Linked DNA regions of Homo sapiens: region 2 is linked to region 1. A link is a contact called in ENCODE Hi-C or POLR2A ChIA-PET data. All regions are on one chromosome and are shown on one strand. The core of a region is the stretch at or near the end of the contact, and the rest is flanking DNA. Distances in the headings are between cores, read along the strand shown. Region 1 overlaps LOC101928004 (a long non-coding RNA gene). Region 2 overlaps RREB1 (ras responsive element binding protein 1).

Region 1 (4,768 bases), core at 2,174-4,673:
AGCACTGTTGACATCCCCCTTGCCCCCTGCTGTGAAGGCCTAGGCTAGGCAGAACATGCCTCACAGACAGTGCACAGCGGGGAAGGCAGCCTGTGGGAGGTGGCGACTCTGAGGCTCTGAATATCAGAGCTGGGCCCTCACAAGGAAGGGCTCCTCTGCTATGTCTTGTCCAAAACTTTCATCATGTTACCCGTAGGAAGTCATAAAGGTCCCTCTTTACCAAATTTGCTGGTTACTGAATGTTGAGAGACTAACATTTAGTGGGACAGAATCAAGATCCAAAACATCTTGGAAGGCATGGAAATAGGCTGATTCTAACAGGAAAATATGCCACTGTCTTCACCTGGAGTGGGGGGGGGGGTGGCAAATGAATCGCACAGGAGCAGGATAACGGAGCTGTAGCTGAGGAGTGAAAAAGACTTAAAAGGGTTTTAGTCAAAAGTAGGGTAAAAGAAGCCACCAGCAGATGTGGACCCCACAAAGCTCATTTGAGGTTAGACTTGAGAGAAATACAATGGAGTGAGCAGCTGGTCACACACCACACTCAAAAAGGAAATGGCCAGCCATCCACATTTGTCAAGAGCAACCAGGGACAGGTCGAAAGAATTAAGCATGGGGCTGGGCGCAGTGGCTCATGCCTGTAATCCTAACACTTTGGGGAGGCCAAGGCAGGCGGATCACCTGAGGTCAGGAGTTTGAGACCATCCTGGCCAACATGGCGAAACCCCATCTCTACTAAAAATACGAAAATTAGCCAGGCATGGTGGTGTGTACCTGTAATCCCAGCTACTTGGGAAGCTAAGGCACAAGAATCACTTGAACCCAGGAGGCAGAGGTTGCAGTAAGCCCAGATCGTGTCACTGCACTCCAGCCTGGGCAACAGAGCAAGACTCCATCTCAAAACAAAACAAAAAAAAGGCTGGGTGTAGTTGGCTCATGCCTGTAATCCCAGCACTTTGGGAGGCCGAGGTTGGACAGCTCATGAGATCAGGAGATCAAGACAATCCTGGCTGACATGTTGAAACCCCGTCTCTACTAAAAATACAAAAAACTAGCCAGGCATGGTGGCACACACCTGTAGTCCCAGCTACTCAGGAGGCTGAGGCACAAGAATCACCTGAATCTGGGAGGCAGAGGTTGCGGTGAGCCGAGATCACACCACTGCGCTCCAGCCTGGGCAACAGAGCAAGATTCCATCTCAAAAAAAAAAAAAGTGCAGGGAAAAAAGGATGTGATAACAGTATTCAGATAATGAGGAAGAGAAATCAGACATTAGGCTGCAAGGCAGAGGACTAAGTTCACTGGAGTTAGGCTTCATTTTCAACAGAGACGCACTTCACAGTAGCCGAAGTTGTCCAATGATGGATGGGCTGCTTCATGAGGAAGTATGTCTCACTTTGAAAAAGTTTGAATATTTGGTGCAATGTTTCCAAAGAGATTCAAACGTTGGATATGTTCTTAAACAAGACGGCAATCATAACCATTTATGGTTGATACTAATGCTAAAACAATAGGAATAACATTAATTGGGCACTTACTATTGATATGTGGTGCTCAGTGTTTTCTGTACATTATCTTATTTAAACCTTTACCGTAACACTGGGGTAGTTACATTACTACCATCTTAGGGGTGAAGAGTGAAGCCTTTTTGGTGAGTGCAAGTAAAAATCTGACAGGTCGAGAGACCTGATAATTGCATTATGGACATTGGAGGGATAGAGTAGAATGGCATGGTTTTTTTCCATTATGGCTGCAAACAAGGGCAGGTGCTTTCTGCACTTTGTATAGGAATGGCACAGCTGCAAGGCAGACAAGAGGGCCCCCAAAGGAATCTAACAGAGCTGTCAACTAGGTGGAATTAGTCTACCAGAAAAGATATTGTATAAATATTCATGCAATATAATTTTTGTCCAGCTTATTAGTTCTTTGGGATAATTTACTAGGAAAATTTCATGAAAACTACCTGTCAGTTTGACTTTGGAATTACTGTACCCATGATTTTTTCTGATGCCTATAGGATTAGAGAGGACTGACTCAGTCCCTCATGATTCCCTGGATCAACAGCCAGTATTACTTCTTACTATTTGACAATTTCAACAGAAAGATTGAGTTGTTTTATATCTTATCCAGCTTTTAAATGGTTGTCAGTGGGAAATGTAGTCCAAATACCTAGCCTAATGCTATTGGAAACTGGAAGCACTATCAGTGAAGTTCCCCATTCAGTTATAGGCGCACTCTATGCTAGACTGAGTGATATTTCTATGGTTAGTACGCCCCCGGGGTTAGAGGCTCCCTGGTCTTTGTCAACTGAAACCGCTGAATTGAACAAGGAAGGAGAAAGAGGAGTTCCAGAGGCAGATCAGATGCTGATGACCAAGAGTACGGAACTTGGCCACTCACGGGGCCTGCCAAGGTCCTAGCACGTAGTGTGCAGAGGGCAGGATCTGAAAATGAAGTGTTTGTGAATGGTGTGCAACAAACAGTAACCACTTCCTAAAGAATAGTCAGGCACAGTGACAGATTGGACAACAGCGAGAAGGGACTGGCTAAGGACTGGCCGCCTGGGTTCCGAGGCCAGAGTGGGGGAAAGGAAATGCAATGAGAAGGGGGATGGGGAGAAGGCAGTGAGAACCCCACCACCCCAGCTCTGGGCTTGTGAGCAGGTGGTGAGACCTCAGGGCTGGGGTTTGGTCACCTGTCACCCCTCACCTCTGCTAGACGCTTCAATCTGCCCAGGCCCTTTGGGGGCAAAGGTCTTCCAATGAGATGGTATCATGAATTCAGGCCTGTCCCGAGGAGCTTGCACGGAGAAATGAATAGTAAGATTACACAAGCCTCCTCCCTCCCTGCCTCTGGTGACCCAGATGGAGGGGGAGGCCCACCGTGCTGCCCCAGGCTTTTTCCAGCACGAAGGAGTTCTTCCTTGGGGTGGAACCCCTTGGTGAATTAGGAAGAGATGTGCGGTGGGAAGAAGAGAATGGTGCAGTGGGAGGAGGGGCAGAGGCCAATCCTGAACGCCCCAGGGGCCCTTTGCAATGCAGAGCGGTCCTGGCAGGGGACGCCCAAGTGGCGCTCGAGTTGGTCCCAGGGAGGGATGCCACGTTCTTACCTCTAGCAAGGCCTGGGTACGAGCTGGGGTTGTGACACGTGTGTGTTCAGAGCCAAGCGGCTGGTCCCTGAATTGGGTCACCTCAGACGGGCAACGGTTGATCTATCCCGATTGCTGAGATGAGATTTCGTCCTTCCTTGTAAAACCCAGCTGTGCCCCCCGGCTTCTGCCAGCACCAAGGCACTCCTTTGTCCTAGCGTTCCAGGAGGCTGAAGAGCTGAGTAACCCAAAGGGCATGGCGCCCAAGCCGCCTCAGCGCGCTGTCTGCGAATGGGCTCTAGGCGCTGGGTCGGGCTGCTGGGCCCGGCTGCTGGGCCCCAGGGGCTCTAAGGGGACAGGATGTGTTGGGACCTTCACTTATCTTCCTAGCACGTGCGGGGGCTGCAGCCCAACTTCCCCAAGAGCGGTGTCTCCCTGGCACAGCTTTGGAGTTGGAGGGATCGCCCCCTCCCCTGCCTGTCTTTCTAACTTGTTTTTCTGCTGACGCTGGAGCCACGGTACTTTTGCTTTTTGAAACACCCTGTAATTGGAAGAAGAAAAAAAAAAGACGAGTCTGCTCAGTGTTATGAGACAGGCACGTGCTGCCCTCTAATGGCTCCTGCCTTGTGGGTTTCCAGGCTCCCCGGGGAAGGGGCGCCCCAGGCCTGCCTTCCTGGAGGGTCTGCGGAGGGTTTCCTTCCTCCGGGTAAGCGGGCCCCTTTCCCTGCAGCCTGCTCAAGCGTCGGGGAAAGATGTCCGAAGACAGGTAGCTTTGTGTGGCTGGCTGTGAGAGGAGAACGGTCCTACATTCCACTCCAGACCAGGAGCGTTTCTTGGAGCCATGTACCCTACCAGCTTAGGAAGGAGTTGCTCATCCTCCCTCGCAGTCCCTCTGTGTCTACAAAGGAAAGCACAGCGCATGGCAAAGGCCGGTCAGCAGGCTCGTGCACGCAAACAGGCTTCCTTTTCCTGTCCTGCTGGCCAGAGGGGATGCGGGGGATGGGGTAAAATGCTGCTGATACCCCCCTCAGACTTTCCACTGGCAGCCTCCGGAACCTACTCAAAAGCCGAACACAAACCTCTTGAAAAAAAACATCAGAGTTAATGTTTGCAGAAACTGAAGACATTGGTTGGACATAGTCCAGTTCTGTTTAGAGGGGAAACTAGGATTTAATCAAGGAACAAAGTTCATAGGTGTGGGAGGAAAACCTGGGAAACGTTCTGTTTTGGTAGCTGGAAAGCTTGTCTCCAGAAGTGAAGGAAAGAAGCTGAAAGAGGAACTTGTATTTTCCTCCAGCGAGCTCAGATCCTGGCAAAGGGAGAGCGTGATGCTGGTGCGAGCTCTGTGGCTCGGTGGGAAACAGTGCAAAAGTTAGTGTTCCCAAGTTTAGAACGTTTTATGTAGTAAGGGTTCTTGGAAAAGTGCAAACAAAGCAGAGTGGTCCTTCTTGAGCTTTTCCTAAGTTGGGAGTTACTGGTCACAGAGCTTAATGAGGCAGTTCCTGTGGGAGCGGCTGCTCGGGGTGGCAGACCACTGCTAAATTCTGCCCCCGGAAGGGTGATGGAGGCAGAAAGTGGAGAAGGCTGGGTTGAAATCTGACTGAATGAGCCTCATTTTCACAGGAGGGTTAGACAAGAAGTCCCTTTCCTGGCTGGCCACTTCTTGTAGAAATGGAGAAG
Region 2 (5,159 bases), core at 2,210-4,709, 450 kb before region 1:
GAGGCCAAGACTGAGCAGATCGTTTAGCTCAGGAGTTCGAGACCAGCCTGGACAACATGGTGAAACCCTGTCTCTATAAAAAACACAAAAATCAGCTGGGTGTGGTGGCATGCGCCTGTAGTCCCAGCTACTCTGGAGCTGAGGTGGGAGGATGGCTTAAGCCCAGGAGGCAGAGGTTTCAGTAAGCTGAGATTGCACCACTGCACTCCAGCCTGGGTAACAGAGCCAGACCTTGTCTCAAAAAATAAATAATAAGAAATATACAACTAAACAGTGCCTTAAAGTAGAGGAGAGATGATTACATCCTCTCGCAGGTGTGAGGAGAAAGTGTTGGTAACACACGTCAAATAGGACCAAATGCAGACCTTTTCCTTTCTGTAGGGAAGATGCAGAAAACATCTCAAATTACACATGCCCTTCAAAAGTTTGAGCAAGTCTGCTCTGGGGTGTCAAGGGCTTCAAAGCCCTGTGCTGGGAGAAAACTGGAATGCAGCATCTCCCAGAGCTACAGCATGTGGCCACATTCCCTGGCTCTCAACACAGCCTCCCTCAGCTAACGTGAAGAGCACAAAACTGGGAGAAAACTCAGAGGTAAAATAAACCCCACACGGACAACACCGGGCGAGAAACAACTGCTTGGCATATTTTCTCACTTTTATTCCCCTTCTGGAGCATCTACAGACAAGCTGCCCATCCATGCCACACAGCTGTCACCATGAACCTCAGGACTAACCCACAGGGACGGACCCTGTGCCACAGAAGGGAATGCAGAGACCCTCAAACTGGACATTATACCCCCCCCATCCCACCCCACTGAAACAATGCACATACTCTATACTCAACATTTTCATTCAGTACCAGGAGGGTCAGGGACCCTAGAAACCCACCCAGGGACAGCAGGGTAAGAATCCCTGTTTTGCGTGACACATGACCTGCCCTCTTGTAAACTATGAATCAAGCCCATTTTATGAAAAATACCCGTGGAGTTTTCAGAAATGCACAAACATCCTTTCAGACTATCTTCACCCATCTAAGGTGAAATTAAATATTGCTTAAAAAAAAGCAGTTATTCTTTTTTCATATTTTAATTAATAACAAATTTCATTAGGAACAAAGCCTGAAGAGGAATAGCCCTTTGGTTTTTTTCTAGAAACTGCCAAGATCTCCAAATAAATAGCATGAACCATAGTTTTACTCATAATTAATAAAAACACACTTCAAAATAAAAAGATATAACAAAAATTAAAATAAATAAATAAATAAATAGGCCAGGCGCGGTGGCTCACATCTATAATCCCAGCACTTAGGGACACTGAGGCAGGTGGATCACCTGAGGTCAGGAGTTTGTGACCAGCCTGGCCAACATGGCAAAACCCCATCTCTACTAAAAATACAAAAATTAGCTGAACATCATGGTGCACACCTGTAATCCCAGCTACCTGGGAGACTGAGGCAGGAGAATCACTTGAACCCGGAAGGCGGAGGTTGCAGTGAGCTGAGATTGTGCCTCTGCACTCCAGCCTGGACGACAGAGAGTCTGTCTCAAAAAAATAAATAAATACAATAAATAAACACACTTCAGAGTCTAAACAAGTGTCTAGAATTAAGATTTTCTAGCATGTAGCTAAGACTTCCATTAAAATTTAGATCTGCTGCCTCCCCTTCATTTCATTTTATTTTATTTCCCTTCATTTTAAAAAGACACCTTAAAAAAAGGTCCACCGGGTAGCGTCCTGGAAGCACACAGGACAGCAAGGAGAGGATGGTTTTAGAGAAAGAGGGCTAGGCTGAGAGACTTGACCTTGAAACTTCCATCCTCTTGCCCTTGGGTGTAAATGATTTGAATATTGAGAATGTCTTGCAATATAAAGCCAGAGTTCACGAGGCTGTTTGTTTTGGGTTCTATTAGGCCTGAGGGAGTCACAGAGCTTGAAGAGCGGAAAAGTACAAAAGAGTTATTAGAAGAAACTCTAAGACACCCCTTACCTCCATCAACAATGCTTCAGAAAAAAAAAAAAAAAAAGGAAAGACTAGTAGCACCCTAAAGATGACTCCTGTAGGTGAAGTGTGACAGAAAGCCTGGGTCTGGTTGTTGGTGGAGGCTGCTGAATTTCTGGATTTGCACTCCCACAAGATTTACGCAAAGTCAACGGAGGCAGGAGGACTAAGAGAGGGCGGAAGTCCCTCTGTGGGAGGAGGGAAAGGCCAGCCCCCAAGCCCCGGGGGAGATACGGGACAATGCTATGTAAAGCCAGAAACAGAAGATTAAGGGGCAGGTCTCCAGGTCTAAGGAGACAGCAATGAAGAGATGAAAGATAAGGGCTGCATCCCAGCTTCTGAAAAACCCGAGGGTTTCTTTCCTTTTTTTTCTTTCTTTCCCTTTTTTTTTTTCTGTCGCCAAGGCTGAAAGCCTGTAACCTCTGCCTCCCTGGTTCAGGCGATTCTTGTGCCTCAAGCCTCCCGGGTAGCTGGGATTACAGGCGTGTGTGCCACCACACCCGGCTAACTTTAATTTTTGCATTTTTAGTTGAGACTAAAATTGGGTTTTTAGGGTTTTGCCATGTTGCCCAGGTGGGTCTTGAACTCCTGGCCTCAAGTGATCTACCCGCCTCAGCCTCCCAAAGTGCTGGGATTATAGGCAAAAACCTGAGAGTTCTTTTTTTTTTTTTTCTTCATGTTTTTGAGACAGAGTCTCATTCTGTCGCCCAGGCTGGAGTGCAGTGACGCGATCTTGGCTCACTGCAATCTCCGCCTCCTGGGTTCAAGTGATTCTCCTACCTCAGCCGTGCACCACCACGCCTGGCTAGTTTCTGTATTTTTAGTAGAGACGGGGTTTCGCCATGTTTGCCAGGGTGGTCTCGAACTCCTGACCTAAGGTGATCCAAACCGCCCCAGCCTCCTGAGGGTTCTTGAAGTGAAATCTAAACTCTGTCCTAAGGCCCCCAGGAAATGTGGAATAAGTTTAGATGCCTAGGATGATGGTAGAGGCCCTGAAAAAAATGTTCCCACAGACGACAGAACAGTGGGTTTTACAACACTTGACCAGGATGGGCACAGTGCAGAGTCTCCACAACACCCTCAAATACTTGGGATGGCTGATCCATACTATGTAAGAGCCTAGTTGACCAGTTCAGGCCAACCCACGACAGGCTACAAGTTTTAGTTAAGAGATCAGACACTAAAATGGTCTGAGCCAGGAGGGAGCTTGACAAACAGCAAAGGCATCTCTTGAAGGATGGGCTGAGTCTTGGCTAGGCTGGGGACAGAATCAAACCAGGCTAAATGTTCCACGAGGGCCATGCCTGTTCTGCCTGCAAAGCTCGGGGCAAAACTATCTCTTCTAACCACCTCACATGTGCTCTGAGGGCTGAGACAGCTGTGATGACGGCTTTGAGTTCCAGGAAGTTGATGTGTTTCTTGGCTTAGGGTCCAGGCTATGCCTTGGATAGGGCGGCAACCCAAGAAAGTCACCCCCACCCCCCCACACCGGCAACCCGTGGCTGGCACAGGCTTTGGTAAGACAGGAGCCTTAGAGCAGGCCCCTACACCATGGGGCACCGTGAGCTGCTTCGTCCAACTCTGATCTTCTCTTCCTGGGTGAGAAGGGACTCCTAAGAGATTGGGGAGAGCTGGGCATGGTGGCTCATGCCTATAATCCCACCACTTTGGGACGGAGAGGCAGGAGGATCACTTGAGGTTAGGAGTTCAAGACCAGCCTGGGCAACACAGCAAAACCCATCTCTGATACAGAAAAAAAAGAAGCCGGGGTGGGGGGATGCATCCCTTGGTACAGGCCACATTCAAGACAAAAGTGCAGAGGTGAAGGGGGGCAGCAAACTTGGGACCCAAGATATATATGTCGGCCTCCTCTTTGGGTATCTTCTGAGCTCCAGAACACTCCTATACTCTCATCCTCTCAAGACTACAGCAAGCCAGGCACAGTGGCTCATGCCTCTAATCCCACCACTTTGGGAGGCCAAGTGGGAAGATCACTTAAGACCAGGAGTTTGAGACCAGCCTGGGCAACGAAGTGAGACCACATCTCTATAAGAAATTTAAATATTAGGCAGGTATGGTAGCACCCTCCTGCAGTCCCAGCTACTTGGGAGGCTGAGGCAGGAGGATTGCATGAGCCCAGGAGTGCGAAGCTGCACTGAGCTAGCATGACGTCACTGTACTCAAGCCTGGTCAACAGGGCCAGACTTTATCTCCAAAAAAAAAAAAAAAGACTAATGGTCAGGCTCTTTAACCTGCCATTCAAGAGTCTCCATGCTCTGGCCTCAGTCCACCTTCTGGCCCCGTCGCACACCAGTCCCCTTGGTTACCCTTTCTGCTCAGTTCCTTGCCCCAGAATATCTGCCTGCACCCCTCTCCTGACCTCATCCCTCATGGCCATGTTCCACATGACTCCCACTGACCCATGGCTCGTGGTTCCAAATTCCAGGACACACTCACCTCTAATGTTGCCATCACACCCATCACACTTCATCATGGCTAACCATTTTTGAGCACCATGTGCCACATGCACTGTCTCATTTAATCCTCAAAACAACAACCATGAGGATTGTTCCCAGTGTACAGCCATAAAGACAAAGGTTGAGAGGGACTGAGTCACTTGTCTCCAAGATCCTAGAGCTGCTGCGTGGTAGAGCAATGTAATAAATCCAGTTGCTGAACTCTGTTAAATTTCTTTTGGAAAAGTGTGCGACTCCTGGCCCATGGCTGGAGAGCACAGGTGTGCTCCCTTAGTCACGTTCTCTGACTTCTAATAATCTCGCTCTGCATCACTGCTGCCCTTCCAGATGCTCTGCACCTGGCTTTCCATTTCCGTCCCCGTCAAGGCAGGAAGGCGGAGTGCTCTCCTCCCCCTTCACCTCTGCCCTCCTCTCCCTGGCAGGAGGCAGAACTGGACTTCCACCTCAGTCTAAAAGGTTCGTTGCAGCGGGCAAGAGTTTGGAAACACTACGCTTGCTCTGCAAAGTGATGGGGCACTTCACGTTATATACCCTTGTGTTCTAGAAGCAGCCAAGCAAAGGAGGCTCTGCCTGAATCCTGAACAGTCTAGTCCTATCTGATGAGCTGACCTTGCAGAGAAGATCCACCAACACGAGGCAGGGAGAAATTAACTACTACAGACCCTCCACCAAACAAACCCCAAG

Evidence for each region. A loop is a pair of places that touch in the nucleus more often than their neighbours do. ChIA-PET counts read pairs that join two places held with the same protein, here RNA polymerase II (POLR2A). Pooled maps may share reads with other maps.
Region 2: a loop to region 1 is called in a pooled map, with 2.2 times the contacts of the local background. The contact joins two enhancer-like sites. A Hi-C loop is called at or near these places in 1 of 168 maps with a recorded cell type or tissue (K562) and 3 of 50 pooled maps. POLR2A ChIA-PET finds 5 or more read pairs at or near these places in 2 of 52 experiments (BJ and WTC11).

Annotation. Positions count from the first base shown.
Region 1 is chr6:6,723,642-6,728,409 of GRCh38, reverse strand. The region is part of intron 2 of LOC101928004 (a long non-coding RNA gene); the gene reads left to right. LOC101928047 (a long non-coding RNA gene) reads right to left here. Exons shown (of 6, transcript XR_001743949.2): 5 at 3,110-3,629. Among named protein-coding and RNA genes, the nearest start is that of LY86-AS1, 100 kb to the right of the region's middle. RefSeq lists enhancers at 3,558-3,617, 2,934-3,627. Within about 2 kb of position 3,423, at least 29 of the 41 ENCODE cell types and tissues checked have a DNase peak (open chromatin) inside an H3K27ac peak, as active enhancers do.
Region 2 is chr6:7,171,016-7,176,174 of GRCh38, reverse strand. All of the region lies in intron 1 of RREB1 (ras responsive element binding protein 1), which reads right to left. Among named protein-coding and RNA genes, the nearest start is that of RREB1, 66 kb to the right of the region's middle. Within about 2 kb of position 3,459, at least 8 of the 41 ENCODE cell types and tissues checked have a DNase peak (open chromatin) inside an H3K27ac peak, as active enhancers do.